Linked DNA regions of Homo sapiens: region 1 is linked to region 2. A link is a loop called in an ENCODE intact Hi-C map of the cell type or tissue named here. Cell type or tissue: IMR-90. All regions are shown on one strand. Each heading gives the region's core, and the rest is flanking DNA. Links, peaks and the distances in the headings are about the cores only. Region 1 has its middle 47 kb from the start of MCM5. Region 2 has its middle 24 kb from the start of RASD2.

Evidence for each region. Hi-C counts contacts between places; a loop is a spot of excess contacts. Peaks named below come from ENCODE experiments on the same cell type or tissue, not always from the same donor. Only the 100,000 strongest peaks of a DNase experiment are listed, where the experiment ranks them.
Region 1: a loop joins it to region 2, with 2.2 times the contacts of the local background. A loop is called at or near these places in 9 of 110 quality-filtered maps.

What each region holds. Positions count from the first base shown.
Region 1 is chr22:35,442,764-35,451,089 of GRCh38, reverse strand. It overlaps a transcript of MCM5 not described here. Among named protein-coding and RNA genes, the nearest start is that of MCM5, 47 kb to the right of the region's middle. RefSeq lists enhancers at 1,086-2,051, 2,052-3,018, 3,054-3,113. In IMR-90, for the core only: no CTCF peak of the experiment used is centred there; a DNase peak (open chromatin) is centred at 4,539; H3K27ac peaks cover 1,191 bases.
Region 2 is chr22:35,560,791-35,569,116 of GRCh38, reverse strand. No RefSeq gene overlaps it. Among named protein-coding and RNA genes, the nearest start is that of RASD2, 24 kb to the right of the region's middle. RefSeq lists an enhancer at 6,896-7,627. In IMR-90, for the core only: a CTCF peak has its summit at 3,344; DNase peaks (open chromatin) are centred at 3,446 and 7,116; H3K27ac peaks cover 1,300 bases.

The sequences.
Region 1 (8,326 bases), core at 198-8,197, 120 kb after region 2:
CCATTTGGGGTAGAGCATGGAGGGGAAAGAGGGAGTTTCCGGGAAAGAAAGGACAGCAGGACTCCACAAGTGCATTCATTCATTCACTTGCTTGTCCATCATTCATTCCCTTGCTCATCTACAACCACTTGAGCACTTGTTATGTGCTGGACTCTCTTTGTTTCCTGAGGGCTTGGGGGATGAAGGAGTGGGTAGACCCCTCCTCAACACACACAGCCCTCTGACATGGAAAAGCGTGAGCGGACAGAGTGCTGGTTTTGGAGTCAGATGGACCCGGGTTTTTCTCTGGATTCCCAACTCTTTCCTCATTGACAAATGGGGCATAAAAGTAGAACCACTTCTGAAGATGTAGGGAGCCCCAGACGAGGCCTCAGGTGGAGAGGACCAGTGTCAACGTGTTGCCGTGGGGACCGGGTTGTTGGTTGGATCTTCTCATTCGATGCTCCTCCTGTCTTCAGAAGTCCCTGGTCAGTGACTGTGGCTCCGGTTGGATTCTCCAGTGGGAGTGAAAGGGCCAACCCTGAAGGTGGCCATTTGGTGGCAAAAGGGTGGCAACGTAGAAACCAGGCGGAGTCAGGCGGGCGAGTCTGGGCGAGTCCTCACCCACTTAGAGACAGCGCTTCCTCCCCTGGAGTCTGTCCCAGGAGGGGAGAGGGAAAGGGACAGGGGAGGGAAAGAGAGAGGTGTGTGACCCTGGAGGGGGTCTTCCTGCGAGGGCTTTCTAGGCACGATCTCATTTAATGCCAGCAGTCCCGGGGGCAGTTTTCCTTCCCCCTGTTCTGCAGATTGGGAAACTCAAGATCAGAGAAGTGGAATAAGGTCGCCCAGAGAGGAAGCAGCCTCTCCGGAACTCAACCGTGGGCCATGTTCTTTCCAAAATCCCTCATCTAATTCTCGTGACAGTCCCAGGAGGCAGATTCCATTATCCCCATTCTGTTGATGAGAACAAATCTGAGAGGTCAGACAGCTCACCTAGGATCACACAGCTCCTATAGCACCCTTCCCTGTCTCCTTCTCAGCCCAAGGCCCAACCATCCCAGTACTGTGGGAGGCTGAGGCAGGAGGATTGCTTGAGGCCAGAAGTTTGAGACCAGCCTGGGCAACATAGCAGGACCCCATCTTTACAAAAAAAGATTTTTAATTAGCTGGGCATGGTGGTGCACACCTGTAGCCCCAGCTACTCCAGTGGCTGAGGCAGGAGGTCCACTTCAGCCCAAGAGGTTGAGGCTGCAGTGAACAGTGATTGTGTCACTGAACTCCAGCCTGGGAGACAGAGTGAGACCCTGTCTCTAAAAAAAATAAGAATAAAAATATAAATCTTAGGATGAGTAGGATTTGGCCCAAGAAAGAGGAAGGGCTTTCCAGGCAGAGCATAGAGCATAGCCAAAGCCAGTAATAGGACAGAGCAAGGTGCCGGAAAACTGCCACATGTCAGCATGGGCGGGGGCACAGAGGCCACAGCAGGGGCAGAAAGACCACGGCTGGGACAGAGGGGCCACGGCTGGGACAGAGAGGCCACAGCTGGGACAAAGAGGCCACGGTTGGGACACAGCGGCCACAATCAGGACAGAGAAGCCACGGCTGGGCAGAGAGGCCACAGCTGGAACAGAGAAGCCGCAACTGGGAAAAAGAGGCCATGGCTGGGGCAGAGAAGCCACAGCAGGGACAGAGAGGCCATGGCTGGGACAGAGAGGCCATAGCTGGGGTACTCAGCATGGACTTAAGTGCAGAGACACGATAGGGGCAAGGAGCCTGGGCCTCTGTCAGTTCCAAAGACACAGCGATTCATTTCTGCTTCGTTTCTGTGCTTGCCTAGAACGTTCTTCCCTGACTGTATGGCTGGCTCTCCTCCTCCTTCAGTTCTAGGCCTGAGTGACAGCGGCTCAGAGAAGCCAACCCTGACCAGCCCTGAGAAGCAGACGCCTCAGGGAGTCCTCATCTCAGTACCCTCGGTTTCCTGCAAAGCCCATACGGGTTGCTTTCCTGCTCCTAGTTCTTCAACCTGCCCTGCTGACAACCCCCCTTTCCTCCTGTGGCTTTGCCTCATCTCCCACCAGAGGCAGGGTGTCCTTTCCCACCACACTGATGCTGGACTTGACCATGAGGCTTGCTTTGGCCAATGGAATGTGGGCAGAAGTGAGTGTCCCAGTGCTGGGCATTACAGGTCCCCATTCACTTCTTGCCCGTCTGCCACCACCATGGGACAAACAAGTCCCAGGTGGCCCAGTGGTCCATGGATGAGAGGCCCAGGAAGCAGCCCTGGAGCTAAGCCCGGTCTAGTCACTCCATCTGTTGATCCCCACTCAACAGACAGCCTTCAGAGTGAGAATAATGCGTGTTGTTTGAAGCCACTAAACCTGGAGGGTGTTCGTTTGTGGCATTATTATGATAATAGATGACCAATGCCCAGCACTTAACACCTCCCTCAGTTCCCTCTGTCTCCTCATCGCTGTCTTCTCCCACACCAGGCTGGATGCATGCTCCTGGAGAGCCAGGACCCTTGTCTGTCTCATTCCCCATTGCATCCTCGGGGTCTGATGCCCGGCCTGGGGCACTGCGGAACTTCAGATGTGTGCTGAGTGAGTGAATGACGAATACGATGATGTTTTGTGGGGCGTTTAGCAGGAGTGGAGGGTCTGGCATGTGGTTGGGAAGATGACTCCAGCTGCTGGAAGAGGGGAGGGATGGCAGTGGGGAGGACTCTGCAGAGGGGGCCAGTGGGGAAGCTCCCACCACGGTCCAGAGGGAGACAAAGGAGGCTGGGACCCCAGAATGAGCAGAGACGAAGACATAGCTAAAGCCAACTTCGCCTTCCCGTAGGCCAGGCTCTCCACATAGCTCTCTTCGTTCGATCCTCATGACCACTGTACGAGGCAGGCGCTTTGATCATTCTTATTTTCTAGAAGAGGAAACTGAGACATAGAGAGTCCGGCCCTGAGGTCCTCATGCTGACTCCTCCCCCAAGCCCTTGTTTCCGGTCTCATTTTCAGAGTAAACATCAGCAGACATGAGACACCGCATGTGTGGGAGGAGGGGACAGTTCCCCACCTGGGGAGAAACCAGGGAAAGGGCGTTGTTGTTTCTTGTAGTTTTATCAAACCTGCTGGGTCATTCCCCTGGATTTTTTTGGGCACAATGCCAGGCCCCAGGGGCCCCGTTTCCCTGAGTGGACTCGGGGAGGCAGGATCTGTGAAGACTGAGGGGGCTAAGGGCATAAAGCAGCTTCACAAGAGCACGCTGCTGCCCGGTCTCTCCCAGCCCCGCTCCTTGCCTGCCCCAACCCGAAGGCTGTGGACGGTTTCCTCCTTAAGAGTTAATGAGCTGGCCAGGTGTGGTGGCTCACACCTGTAATCCCAGCACTTTGGGAGGCGGAGACAGGCCGATCACTTGAGGTCAGGAGTCCGAGACCAGCCCGGCCAACATGGTGACACCCTGTCTCTACTAAAAATAGATTACGGGCATGGTGATGTGTGTGCATAGTCCCAGCTACTCGGGAGGCTGAGGCAGGAGAATCCCTTGCACCCTGGAGGCAGAGGCTGCAGTGAGCCAAGATCGTGCCACTGCACTCCAGCCTGGGCAACAGAATACGACTCTGTCTCAAAAATAAATAAATAAATAAATACATAAATACATAAATAAAATAACAACAACAAAAAGTCCATAAGCCCCACACCCTTCTCCCAGGAATGAGAGAGGACTCCTTACAGATACAATCTCGGGCATCGCTAAGCCATGTGTCACTCAAACCCAGAAGGAACAAGGGGCTCTTGTGCAGGCAGCAGAACCCTCATGTGGGCTGGGAACCCCCAAACCCGTCGGGGAAGGAGCGCAGAGAGTAACACTCCCATCTGTTCCACCCTTTGCAGTTTACAAAGCACTTTCCCACACAGCTTCATGTCGAATCCTCACAGCAACACCGAGAGGGACGCAGGTTTCCCACCCAGAGCCGGGAAGCCCGAGGCTGATGCTGCACGCCCTCGGCCAGGAAGGGCCAGCAGGACCAGCCTTGGGGCTGAACCCCTGGTCTTCTAGCTGCCGTCCCTGAGCTGGTTCTGTCCTAGAGAAGCGCGGACCGCTGCCCGGAGTCGGGGCAGAGCAGACTGATGCCTTAGGGTACAGGTGATGCTGAGGCCCCCGGAGGGCTTGGCTCATGCAGGGGCCTCGTGACCCACCTGGGCAGTTGGGGCAGGACACTGGTGACCGGAGCACTTGTCTCTGCGGAGGGAACTAGAATCTCTAGAACAAACCCCCCCATTCAGAAAAGACTCTCAGAAAGGATTTGGGTGATGAAGATGCTCAGGGAACCGAGATGAGAGAAATATGAAGGTGAGGGGGTGCGGTGAGTCCAGGACTAGAGGAGAAGCCAATCTGGAAAATTCTGCGGGCAGAGTTGAGGGAGGCTTCCATTCCTCACTCCTTCCTCCCACTGCGGACGGGCAGCCACTCCCTCCTGCAGGCGCCCCGGTTGTTCCCCTCCACATGCCGTAGTGCTCACTGGGGGCATTCTGCTTGGTTGTTTCTTGTCTGCCTCGCCCACGAGACTGTGAGCTGGCCTCTGAGTCATCTGCTCGTCCACTCGCTCATTCACTTCCAGGGTGCGCAGCAGCTCTGTGTGCTGGAGGTACAGCGATGGGGGTACTAGACAAAGTCTTACATATGGCTGGTGTGAGAGACAGTGCTAGAGTCAGGAGAGAGGGCTTCCCTTTCATTTACACCTGGACACTTGGCTTCCTCTGTGGGGAATCCCAGTGCTAGAATGTTCCAGCCAGGGCCTTGTTCTAATGACCCACTTTCATAGGATCATGGCAGGGACACCTCTCCCCGCAACACCCTGACATACCCTTATTAGGGCTGCTTTGTTCCTTCTGCTCAAGACGTTACTTCCTGTTAAATTCGGATATGCCTACCAGAGGAGAACACACAGAGCCTCATCCATCATTATGCTGAGTTTTTTCATTGGGATGATTTGTTCCAGCACTCAGTACAGAGCCTGGCACAGAGAAGCACTTGCTGAACAGATAGAGACCAATCCACTCACTCTGTAAATATGGGCGCAAATGCCCACTATGTGTCAAGCACTGGGCTAAGCAGAAAGATGTGGAGATAAACCAGATGCAGTGTTGCTGACCTCAAAGAACACAGGTTGCAGTATGACCCGACTGAGAAGTACCATCTGGGAGGTCACTCCAATTTTCTGAGTATCGGGTATCAGGAAAAGTTATCTACTCAGCTGAATTGGACCAAATGCTAAAACATCTTCAAAGCATAGTCAAATGCAGGGCCGAGTGTGGTGGCTCATGCCTGTAATCCCAGCACTTTTGGAGGCCAAGGAGGGCCGATCACCTGAGGTCAGGAGATCAAGACCATCCTGGCCAACATGGTGAAACCCTATCTCTACTAAAAATACAAAAAATTAGCCAGGCATGGTGGTGGGTGCCTGTAGTCCCAGCTACTCAGGAGGCTGAGGCATGAGAATGGCGTGAACCCAGGAGGCAGAGCTTGCAGTGAGCTGAGATCGCGCCACTGCACTCCAGCCTGAGCAACAGAGTGAAACTCCATCTCAAAAAAAAAAAAAAAATACAAAAATACAAAAATTAGCTGGGTGTGGTGGTGCATGCCTATAATTCCAGCTACTCAGGAGGCTGAGACAGGAGAATCACTTGAACCCAGGAGGTAGAGGTTGTAGTGAGCCGAGATCGAGCCACTGCACTCCAGTCTGGGCAACAGAATGAGACTCCGTCTCAAAAAAAAAAAAAAAAAAAAAGCATAGTCAAATGCATCTAACACAGGTTACACTTTCCCTTAATGGCCCAGAAAGCCCATTAGGATTCTGAAACATGCCAGGGTCCGTGTCAGGAGCAGCTGCCCTCAGGTGTGTCCACCTGTGAGGTCACGCTTATTCCCATTTCACAGATGAGACAACTGAGACTCAGGAAGTTCCCATGGCTAGGAAATGGCAGAGCTGGGGAGCAACCCCAGGCTGGTGTGACCCCACAGTCTATGTTCTTTCTGGACAGCCCAGCTCTCGGTTTCCAAATAGAATGTCCACCTGGTGAGCTTCCACCTCCATCTCATTGGCCAGAAGCAGGTCACAGGGTCGCTCTGGCCGCAGAGGAGTCTGGGAGGTGAGTGCGTTCACTGGGCTGCATGAGCATAACTGGCATTCTTTAGAGAGGAAGAAGGAGAGGGGAGCATGCGTGGGCAACTTTGCTGCATCTGCCTCATTTTCTAAATTTTTTCTATAGACAGGGTCTTGCTACATCGCCCAGGCTGGTCTCAAATGCCTGGCCTCAAGCAATCCTCCCACCTCCGCCTCCCAAAGCAGTGGAATTATAGGCATGAGCCCCTGTGCCTGGCCTCTGCCTCATTTTGGATGATGATGCTTATCACTGCCATAAACGTCATCATTATTATCACGGCCATTACCTGCCTGTCTTCAGCATACTCCCAGACCCAGGCCAGCAGGGCAGCTTCCCCTACCCCTGCCCACCACGCACACAGACCCCACAGGAGGGACCTCCAAATCCCCATCTCAACCACGAGTCACAGGCCACAGGGGCTCCTCGCCAAGCTCTGGGCCGCGACAGCCCAGGAGGGATCCAGGATGTGCCCAGATGGGGTTCCCTGCCCTGCTCCTCCATCAGCCCCAGCCCCAGCAGGGCAGCTATTTTGAGAGCAGCTGGCTGCAGACAGCACCTGGTGATGGAACAGCTCTCACTCAAGTCCACAGACCCTGCCTAACGCCCTCTGCTCTCTCTCTGCTTCCCCCTTGAATTACCTGGCAGCCTTCACTCCTCAGCCTCAAGCCCCCCTCTCTCCACCTCTCTCACCCATTAATTCCTCCCCACTTCCTCTCCTCTCCCTCTCTCCCTCCTCCCCTTTCCTCTCTCTTTTCTCTGTTCTCTTCTCTCTCTCTCTCTCTCCTGCCTGTCAGTTCTAATAAATTCAGTCAACCTTTCCTGAGTCCCTCATATGACCACAGCACCAATGCTAACATGGATTGAGCCTTTACTGTCTGCCAGGCACAAGGCTCTTCCTTTGTAGCATCATCTCACTTAATCATCAAAGCCATGACAAAAGGCAGGAACTATCCCTGCTCCCATTTTACAGATAAGGAAACTGAGGCATAGAGAGGCCAAGTAAATTGCCCAAGATCACAGACCCAGTAACAGCAGGGCAGGGATTCAAACCATGTGTTCTGGCTCCTTACCCTCCAAGTCTACGGCCCACGGCCCCCTCCGAGGCCTGCACTGGGCTCAAGGGGCACCATCCTGAAGGAGGAATTCACATGCAGTGCGGGAGGCAGAGCCACAAACAAGTGCAAGCACCTGGCAGACTGGAATACACAAGAGCATCCCCTCTGGGCCCCCACTGTGCAGGAGGCTGCAGGGCTGGAAGTGGAGGAACTGTTACCAGAAGGTGGTCCAAGCAGGCTGCATTTGGAAAGGTGGAAAGGTGAGGGAGAAGTCCAGGCAGAAGGCACAGCCCAAGGGTGTGAGCAGGTTCAGGCAGGAAAAGATTCACAGGCCAGACCAGGGTGAGGCAGGCGCAGCACTGGCGTGGCCCTGAGAGGAAACCCTTGCACAAATTTTGCACCTTGACGCCAGACATGTTGGCTCATGTCTGTAATCCCAGCACTTTAGGAGGCCGAGGGGGAAGGATCGCTTGAGGCCAGGAGTTTGAGACCAGCCTGGCCAACATGGCAAAATGCTGTCTCTACTAAAAATTAAAAAAAATTAGCCAGGCGTGGTGGTGCACATCTGTATTCCCAGCTACTGGGGAGGGTGAGGTAGGAGAATCACTTGAACCTGGGAGGCGGAAGTTGCAGTGAGCTGAGATCACGCCACTGCACTCCAGCCTGGGTGACAGATCGAGATTCCATGTAAAAAAAATTTTTTTGCACCTTGGGCACCTTGCTCGCCTCACTCATGCTCATGTGGCAATCGAATGAGTGGCAGTTTAATGAGGAATGGCGAGGAAGGTGCGGGGCTGGGCTCAGGAGTGCTGAGAGGGAGAGTGTGGTCCTCAGGCTGAAAAGCAAAAGCCATCTCCATGGCTGCCCAGAGGAGGATGCAGTTTCCAGAGCTGTGAAGGGGGACCCAAAGGCCAGGGCAGGAGCTAGGACCCCGTGAGAAGGGGGCCAAGGACACGTACCCTCACTTTATCCTCCTGCCACTGTCCAATCTCCAATGTTTCCATGGCAAACCCAATGGGAAACAAACAGAGCCCACTGATGCCTCCTGTCAGGGGCAGAGTAGTGGCCTGGAAAGATGTTCATGGACAAATCCCTGAAACCTGTGAACACGGCGCCTTCCATGGCAAAGGT
Region 2 (8,326 bases), core at 7-8,006:
ATAAGGCGCAAGGCCCCAGCTGGCCAGCACCACAGCTCAGCTGTGTCTCCCTCACCTTTCCTGCAACGCCTCCCACCTTCCCCGCATGCAGCTCTCTCCCACTTGCTAACTGCCCCGCAACCTCCAGATCTCACCTGGAATGGGAAGCCACCTGACCACTTCAGCTGCTCTGTGTGGTTCTTATCATTGCCAGCGTGTTTGTGTGATAAACCATAAATGTCTGCCTCCCCTACGGGTCAGTAAGTGCCATGGGGCGGGGCCCCTCTGTCTCATTCCTGGCTATCGGCACAGCATGGGCACATTGTAAGTGCATAAGTGCTTGTGTGGAATGAATGAATGAATGAGCACACAAAGGGTGCCTAGTACTGTGCAAATATTGTTTGTGTCCACTCCTCCCTCCCCTGATTCCACACAGGCTGCAGGAGCTCCATGGGGTCTCACGACTCAGGCCAAATAAACCTTACAGGCACAAAAGCTGACAGATTTCCATTGTTCTTAACTTTGGTTAAGCATTGAAACTACCTGCAAAGTTTTCCAAAAAGAGATGCCTGGGTCCCACCCTCAGAGATCCTGGTGCACAGATGGAGGGTGCACTGGACATTGGGGTGACTAAAAATCCTCCAGGTCAAGCCTCAGAAACACCGCCCTGGGCAGTGGAGAGACTGGGGGCCTGGCATAGCCCTTCTAGCCTGGGGACTGAGACCGTCTCATGATCTATGACTATTGGGCTGTAAAAAATGAGAGCAATGTGCCGGATTCTGTAGTAAGGACTTCCCTTAATGAACTCAGGTAATCCTCAAAAGAGTCCTATGAAGAGGATAGTATTATTATCCCTATTTCACAGTTGGGGAGACTGAGGCAGGCAGCTATCAAGTCACTTGCCCATAGTTACCCAGGTGGCAGAGCCGGGATTTGAATCCTGGGTGGTCTAACTTCAGGGTACAGCTGCTTATCCACCGCCCTAATTGGTGGAGAGGGACCACGGAGAGGTACCCGCTAACTGCTGTCATCCTAAAGATTGCTTTCCCATCCTCTGAGGGCTCAGTGGGGGCGGGGCTGCCGCCTGTTCAGTGTCCTTTCTGAAAGGACGTGCCTCGAGGGACCAGTGGAGCCAAGATTAGACAGGCTCAGCCCATCCATTTCGGGCTGGGATCCTCAGGACGTTGAAAGCCTTCCCCTGGTGCTGGAGCCCATTGTCAGCCTTAGGAAGAGACGGGTCGCTATGGAAACCTCTGGACTGTACAGACGTACAACCGGCTGGCTTCAAGAAAATCTTTTCATGGGTCTGTCTCTGCTGTGAGGCAGCCAAGGGTCCTCCTGCTAATCGGGCCCCCTGTTTGGACATGATGTCAGGTTAACTCCCAGCGCTCAGCGGCAGCCTGGGTGCACCCTCCCCTTGTCCCACCTGGCACACAGAGACAGCTTTTCCAGCCCTCCCGTGGGAGGGCACATTGGTGGGGGAGGTCTGCTGATGATTGATGTGTGGGGTTGAGTCTTTAATTAAAGTATTCATCATGTGTCAGTCAGCAGAAAAGAAAGTTCAGCTCTCTGCCAGGGTCTGTATCCTGATCATCAACTCAAGAGCCGTTTCCCATGAGGGGGCGCGTGACCTTGTCTAATAGCTGCACTGAGATCTTTTTGAGACTTTTCCAATCTGCTTCTGAGCGCTGCATAGGACAGCATGGTGTCAGTGTGCAGACCTGGCCATGGGACCACACACTCTGACAGTCGGCGCTGGGCTGACCTTTAGCGATCACCAGATCTGTGCTTCTCAACCCTGGCACCCCGTTGGCATCACCTGGGCAGCTTTTTAAAAATATCCACGTCTGGGCCTCACCCCCATCCAATGAAATAAAATCTGAGTGGCATCCTGGCCAGGGTACTTCGTAAAAACTCTGCCTGTGCTTCTGAGGTGCAGCCAGTTCTGAGGACAAATCTAACCCACTCTCTGTACAGATGGGGAAACTGAGGCTTCAGGAGGAGAAGGGATGTGTCCTAGGCATCCAGGTAGCAAGGCACTCGGAGCGTGCGGAATCAGATCTCCATCCCACTGAGCATCCTCAGCTCCAAAGGTGGGATAGGTGAGGAAATGGCTCAGGAAGGGGAGGTGGGTCGCACCAGGGGCCTAGAACCAAAGAGAAAGGGAGGACACAAGATGCTGTCATCACTGTCCCAGCCAGGGGAGTGGGGAGCTGTGCAGGAGAGTCAAACCTCAGCCCCATTACACCTTTTTAAAAACCATGGAAGAGTGATATAACTTTCTTTTTTTCTTTTTTTTTTTTTTTTTAGACGAGTCTTGCTCTGTCACCCAGGCTGGAGTGCAATGGCACAATCTTGGCTCACCGCAACCTCCGCCTCCTGGGTTCAAGCGATTCTCCTGCCTCAGCCTCCTGAGTAGCTGGAATTACAGGCATGCACCACCACACCTGGCTAATTTTTGTATTTTTAGTAGAGATGGGGTTTCACCAAGTTGGCCAGGCTGGTCTCAAACTCATGACCTCGTGATCCGCCCGCCTCAGCCTCTCAAAGTGCTGGGATTACAAGCGTGAGCCACGGTGCCTGGTCTGAGTGACATAATTTTCTAGTAAAAGTATACTCACAGACCAGCAGCATCAGCATCACCTTGGAGCTTGTCAGAAAGAATCTTTTTTTTTTTTTGAGACGGAGTTTTACTCTTGTTGCCCAAGCTGGAGTGCAATGGCACGATCTTGGCTCACTACAGCCTCTGCCTCCCAGGTTCAAGCGATTCTCGTGCCTCAGCCTCCTGAGTAGCTGGGACTACAGGTGCGCACCACCATGCCTGGCTAATATTTTGCATTTTTAGTTGAAACGGTGTTTCACCGTGTTGGCTAAGCTGGTCTCAAACTCCTGACCTCAGGTGATCCGCCCGCCTCCGCCTCCCAGAGTGCTGGGATTCCAGGCATGGGCCCACCGCACCCAGCCAGAAAGAATCTTAAAACTGAAGCTTGTTAGAAAGAAGCTTAAGTCCACCTCAGACCTATTGAATCAGAGTCTGCACTTTAACAAGACCCCAGGGAGATTCATATGCACATTCAAGCACGAGAAGCCCCGTAGCGATGGGCACTGGGAGGAAGCTGCAACATGTGGGTTCTGGTTGTATGACCTTCAGGAGGCCCTCTTCACCTATTGCAGCCACGATTTCTTCATCTGTGTATGGGGATAACTGAACCTCGGTCTATCCACTCCCCATCAAATCTGGAAGGACCAGAGATGGGGAGGGGATTGATTGAGTTCACACAGTGAAAAGATGGCAGAGCTGCAGTTAGCAGCAAGAGCAGGGCGTCCAGCCCTGCATTGCCTCCCTGTGGTGGGGTAGGCGGGTGAGAGGGGGAGGAGAAGTTGGAGGGGTGCTGCAGATATCACAAACACTCCAAGAGGCCTCCAGATTCTTTTGCTATTCCAGTTTGCCTAAGTAGATGCGTTGTTAGAAACCACATCTTCCATCTGGAAACCCCAGGGATTTGGTTTCCATCCCATGTCTTTGCGATCTAAAAAAATAACAAAAGATATCAAAACAAAAGTTTGTGCCAAGGAAGAGAAGTCATTTGAACTAGAGGGAGAAGAATGATGTGTCTACCTTCCTCCTCCTCCTGACTTGTTCTTGGCAGAGTGTGTGGGCAAGCCTGTGCCTGCTGTGCCTCTGTATGCATGCATGTTGTGTGTGCTTATACACATGTGTGTGCAAGCATTTGTATGTCCGTGTGTGTGCATGGCTGTAAATGCATGTGTACGTCTGTGTGTATGGTGTTGTGCATTTGTGTGTATGCATTATATGCGTGTAAGCATGTGTGATGACAGAGGGTAGATATGTGCGTGCATACTATGCATGAATGTGTTCATGCATTGAGCATGTATGGGGGTGCATATATGTACATGTGTACATGTGCATGGCACATGCCTGTGTGTTCATGTGCATTTTTATATACACATGTACCAATGCATGTGTCTGTGTGAGCATGCATGCACGTGGCTTTGTGCACATGATGTGTGCATGTGTGTTAAGTGGTAATGGGACATTAGGTGACTTAAAGCTTGAGTTCAGGAGTGGTAGAGACTGGAAAGCCCAGGAAATCCTTGACATTCAAGAATTTAACATGCAGTTTTGGGTCGTTTCAAATAATCCAAAGGTCCGTGGCTGGTACTAATTTGTAATTTTGCTGGGGCAAAAATGTCAGCGTGGAACTGAGCTAGTGAGTGAGGCCAGCTGATGACCTGGCAATAAACACAGCTTCTTTCTGGAAAATGACCTCAGAAGAACTCCAATTGCTAGTGCTAATAATGGAGAGAAAGATGAAGGTATCTGGGAATGTGTTGGCTTTTAGTCTGAAAAGTAGGAGCAAGGAGTGGATTAAAGAGTGGAGAGTTGAACTTGGCCCTGGCTTGAATCTTTGGTCCAAGTGAGCCCACCATATGCTGCTCTCAGTGGAAACCAGGAAAAGTGATTCCCCACGCAGCTCAAGAGCCTCTGGAGCCAGCAAAGAACAGCTCAAGTGAGATTGGAGGCTTCAGGCCTCCAATGTGTTAATAACTGTGGAAATGGCTTTGGTTCTGTTCTTATAGTCATTAAATGTCCAAGATAGTAGCTTAACATTTCAGTTGCGCTTTGCTCCTTTTAAAGAGGGATAGTTTATGCAGAAGACAGTATTTCCCAGCGTGAGATTCTTAGAGATCTTGTCTTATTTCATGTGAATGTCAAGGGCTCACAGTAATTGTAAGTATCAGAAAAAAATTGGGATACAGGTGCGGTGGCTCACGCCTGTAATCCCAACACTTTGGGAGGCTGAGGTGGGTGGATCACTTGCACCCAGAAGTTTGAGACCAGCCTGGGCTACACGGCAAAACTGCATCTCTACAAATAAAACAAAAATTAACCAGGCGTGGTAGCGCATGCCTATAATCCCAGCTACATGGGGGGCTGAGGCGGGGTGGGAGGGGATCATCTGGGCGCAGGAGGTCGAGACTGCAGTGAGCCATGATTGTGCCACTGCACTCCAGCCTGGGCGACAGAGCAAGACCCTGTCTTGAAAATAATAATAATAAATAATAATAATATTTTAATAGCTCAATGATATTGAAAGCTGATGGTATGTTGGTACCGAGCTAAGGGCTTTTATATTAAGTAAAATTACACTTATATTAAGTAGAATAATATGATTCTTCACTTCTAGGAGTGTTTCCTGGTAAAACTCTATAAATCCTTTAGAGGCAGCTAGAATTGTTACCTCCTCTGAGAAACTTTCCTATTCATGTTAGCAATTACATTCCTTAATTGCAATGTCTGTCTGTTTCCCTCCTGCCCCCCAGATTCCTTGAGAAATTTATTCATCTGCCTCCAGCACCCAGAGCCGCCAGGGCCCAGAGAGAGCTCTGTGTTTGTGGAGTGAATATTAAATGTCCTATGAATTCCACTCCCCGCCTTTCTGGACCAAAGCCTTTGTCTCTGTTCACTTCCTCTCATTTGAGATAAAATTGATTTGGGCTTTTCGAATTCAAGTTTAATTTCTCATAAAAACACTAGAGAGCTGAGAACGTCCTCTCTTGGGGCCCAAGCTCTGTCTCCAACAGGCAACACACCGGGAAGCCAAGAGCCTAGGACGGCAGGACAAAGGCTTCCCCGCAGCCCAGGCTCAGCTCAGTCCACTGCAGTCTCCTCTCCCAGCCTTCTCCTTGCAGATCATCATCTCTCCTGATGGTCACACCCGTCTGCCTGCGCCTGGGTCCCAGCACTTCCTCTGTCTCCAGAGTCCCCTCTCCAGCAATCACCCCTTCCTTCTCCCCAAAGCATCCTCCTCCTTCTCTTCCGGATCTTTCTCATCAGCATTTCAGTGAGTTGAAGTCTCTCCCTCTTAAAGAATGATGATAATACTAACAGCCACCCTTCTAGAACACCTCATTCCCTTCTATTTTGCCTCATGTTCCTCTTTCAGTTTTACAATTATGCTTATTGAAATTTCCTGGGTTTTTTTGTTTGTTTGTTTTTGTTTTTTGAGACAGAGTCTTGCTCTGTCATCCAGGCTGGAGTGCAGTGCCTTGATCTGGGCTCACTGCAACCTCTGCCTCCTGGGTTCAAGCGATTCTCATGCCTCAGACTCCCAAGTAGCTGGGATTATAGGTGTGTGCCACCACATCTGGCTAATTTTTGTATTTTTAGTGGAAATGGGGTTTCACCATGTTGGCCAGGCTGGTCTCGAACTCCTGGCCTCAAGTGTTCCACCCGCCTCGGCCTCCCAAAGTGCTGGGATTACAGGTGTGTGCCACTGCATCTGGCCCTTATTGAAATTTGTTTGTTTGTTTGTTTGTTTGTTTGTTTTTGAGACAGAGTTTTGCTCTCGTTGCCCAGGCTGGAGTGCAATGGTGCGATCTTGGCTCACCACAACCTCCGCCTCCCGGGTTCAAGAGATTCCTCTGCCTCAGCCTCCTGAGTAGCTGGGATTATAGGCATGGACCACCACGCCTGGCTAATTTTGTATATTTCGTAGAGACAGGGTTTCTCCAGGTTGGTCAGGCTGGTCTCGAACTCCTGACCTCAGGTGATTCACCTGCCTCAGCCTCCCAAAGTGCTGGGATTACAGGTGTGAGCGACCATGCCCGGCCTGAAATTTTTTTTTAAAGAAAGAAAAGAATGCTCTTGGAATTTGTTCACCACCCCCTCCTCTTCCCATGCAACATAGCCTGTCTCCACAGCCTGGGCTCCAAGCCTCCAGTGACCTTCCCGTCACGGGCCTAGTCGACACCCTTCAACCTGCTTCTTGGCAGCTTTTGATATCGGAGACCATTTATTTCTTCTCAAACCTTCCCCTACCCTCGGCTTCCATGACCCCACCAACTTGTCTTCTGTCCGTCTCTCCTTTCTTCCTCCATCCCTCCCCCCTCTGCCTTTCCCTAAGTCACGGCGTTCCTCCTGGTCCTCCTCTCGCTGTATGGCCTAGTGGCCACCCTCTCCATGGCTGATGGAACCCCAGATTTTCACTCTGGTCAGCCTTCTCTCCTCAGCTTCAGACCCTTACAGCCAGGCTCCTGTCAGGCAATTGCACTTGAAGGGCCCCTGGGAGCCTCAAATGCCACATAACACAGATGTGACTCATCTCCTTGATGCTCACCGCAGGAGGCCTTCCGATGTGCACTCTCTCCTCTTGGAGCCCCAGTTGAGTGGGCGGCATCACCATCCACCGGCTTCGCACATGGCAATCCCGAGCCCCACCTTTGCCTCCCCACCCAATGCGACGCCCTCCACCTGGGAGATTCCAGCTCTTCTGTCTCCCACCTCAAACCCGACCCCTCATCATCCTCATGTTGGCTCTCCAGAGAGACTCATGCCATCGGCTCCCACCTGGATAACTGAAACCCCCTCTCCCGGCCTCCTTTCAAACACCCTTCCAACCCACTCACTGCAGCCAGAGGGGGCTTCCAAAAGGTGTATCTGATATGCCTCTCCCTTCATTCATCCATCCAACTCCTGATATATTTATCTAAGACCTACTGTCTGCCAGGCACTACGCTATGCTGGGAGAAGTGTGTCTTAGTCTCCTGTCATTCACATTTTAGCAGAAGAAACATATCATAAACACATTATAAGAAGTCAAGTGATGAGCCAGGCACAATGGCTCACGCCTGTAATCCCAACACTTTGAGAGGCCAAGGCGGGTGGATCACCTGAGGTCAGGAGTTCGAGACCAGCCTGGCCAACATAGTGAGACTCCGTCTCTATTAAAAATAAAAGAATTAGCTGGACATGGAGGCACACGCCTGTAATCCCAGCTACTCGGGAAGCGAGGCTGGAGAATCACTTGAACCCGGGAGATGGAGGTTGCAGTGAGCTAATGTTGTGCTGTTGTACTCCAGCTTGGACCACAAGAGCGAAAAAAAAAAAAACAAAACCAAAACCGTCAAATGATGATCAATACTTTGAGGAAAGAGAAGGCAGGGAGAAGGGGGGAGAGGGATGGATTAGGGAGTAATTTTAGGTTGAGAGGTCAGGGGATGCTTCTCTGAGTAGGTGACATTGAGCTGAGATAGGAATGAAGTGAGCAAGTAAGCCAGCATGGTCCCAAAAGGAAGCACTGTCCAGGCAGAGAACAGCATGTGCAAAAGTCCTGTGGCAGCTGGATATCTCCAGTATTTCCAGGACCAGTAGGCATTTGCCCTCTGTGCTCCAGCTACATTGAACTTCCAGTAGGCACTGTCTTGCCTCTAGTCCCTTGCCCACTCCATTCAGAAACATCCTCCCTCATTCTTCTGGTTAGCCTTTATTTATCTGTTATATTCAACTCCAGCATCATCTCCCCACCCAGGGAGGTCAGTCCAG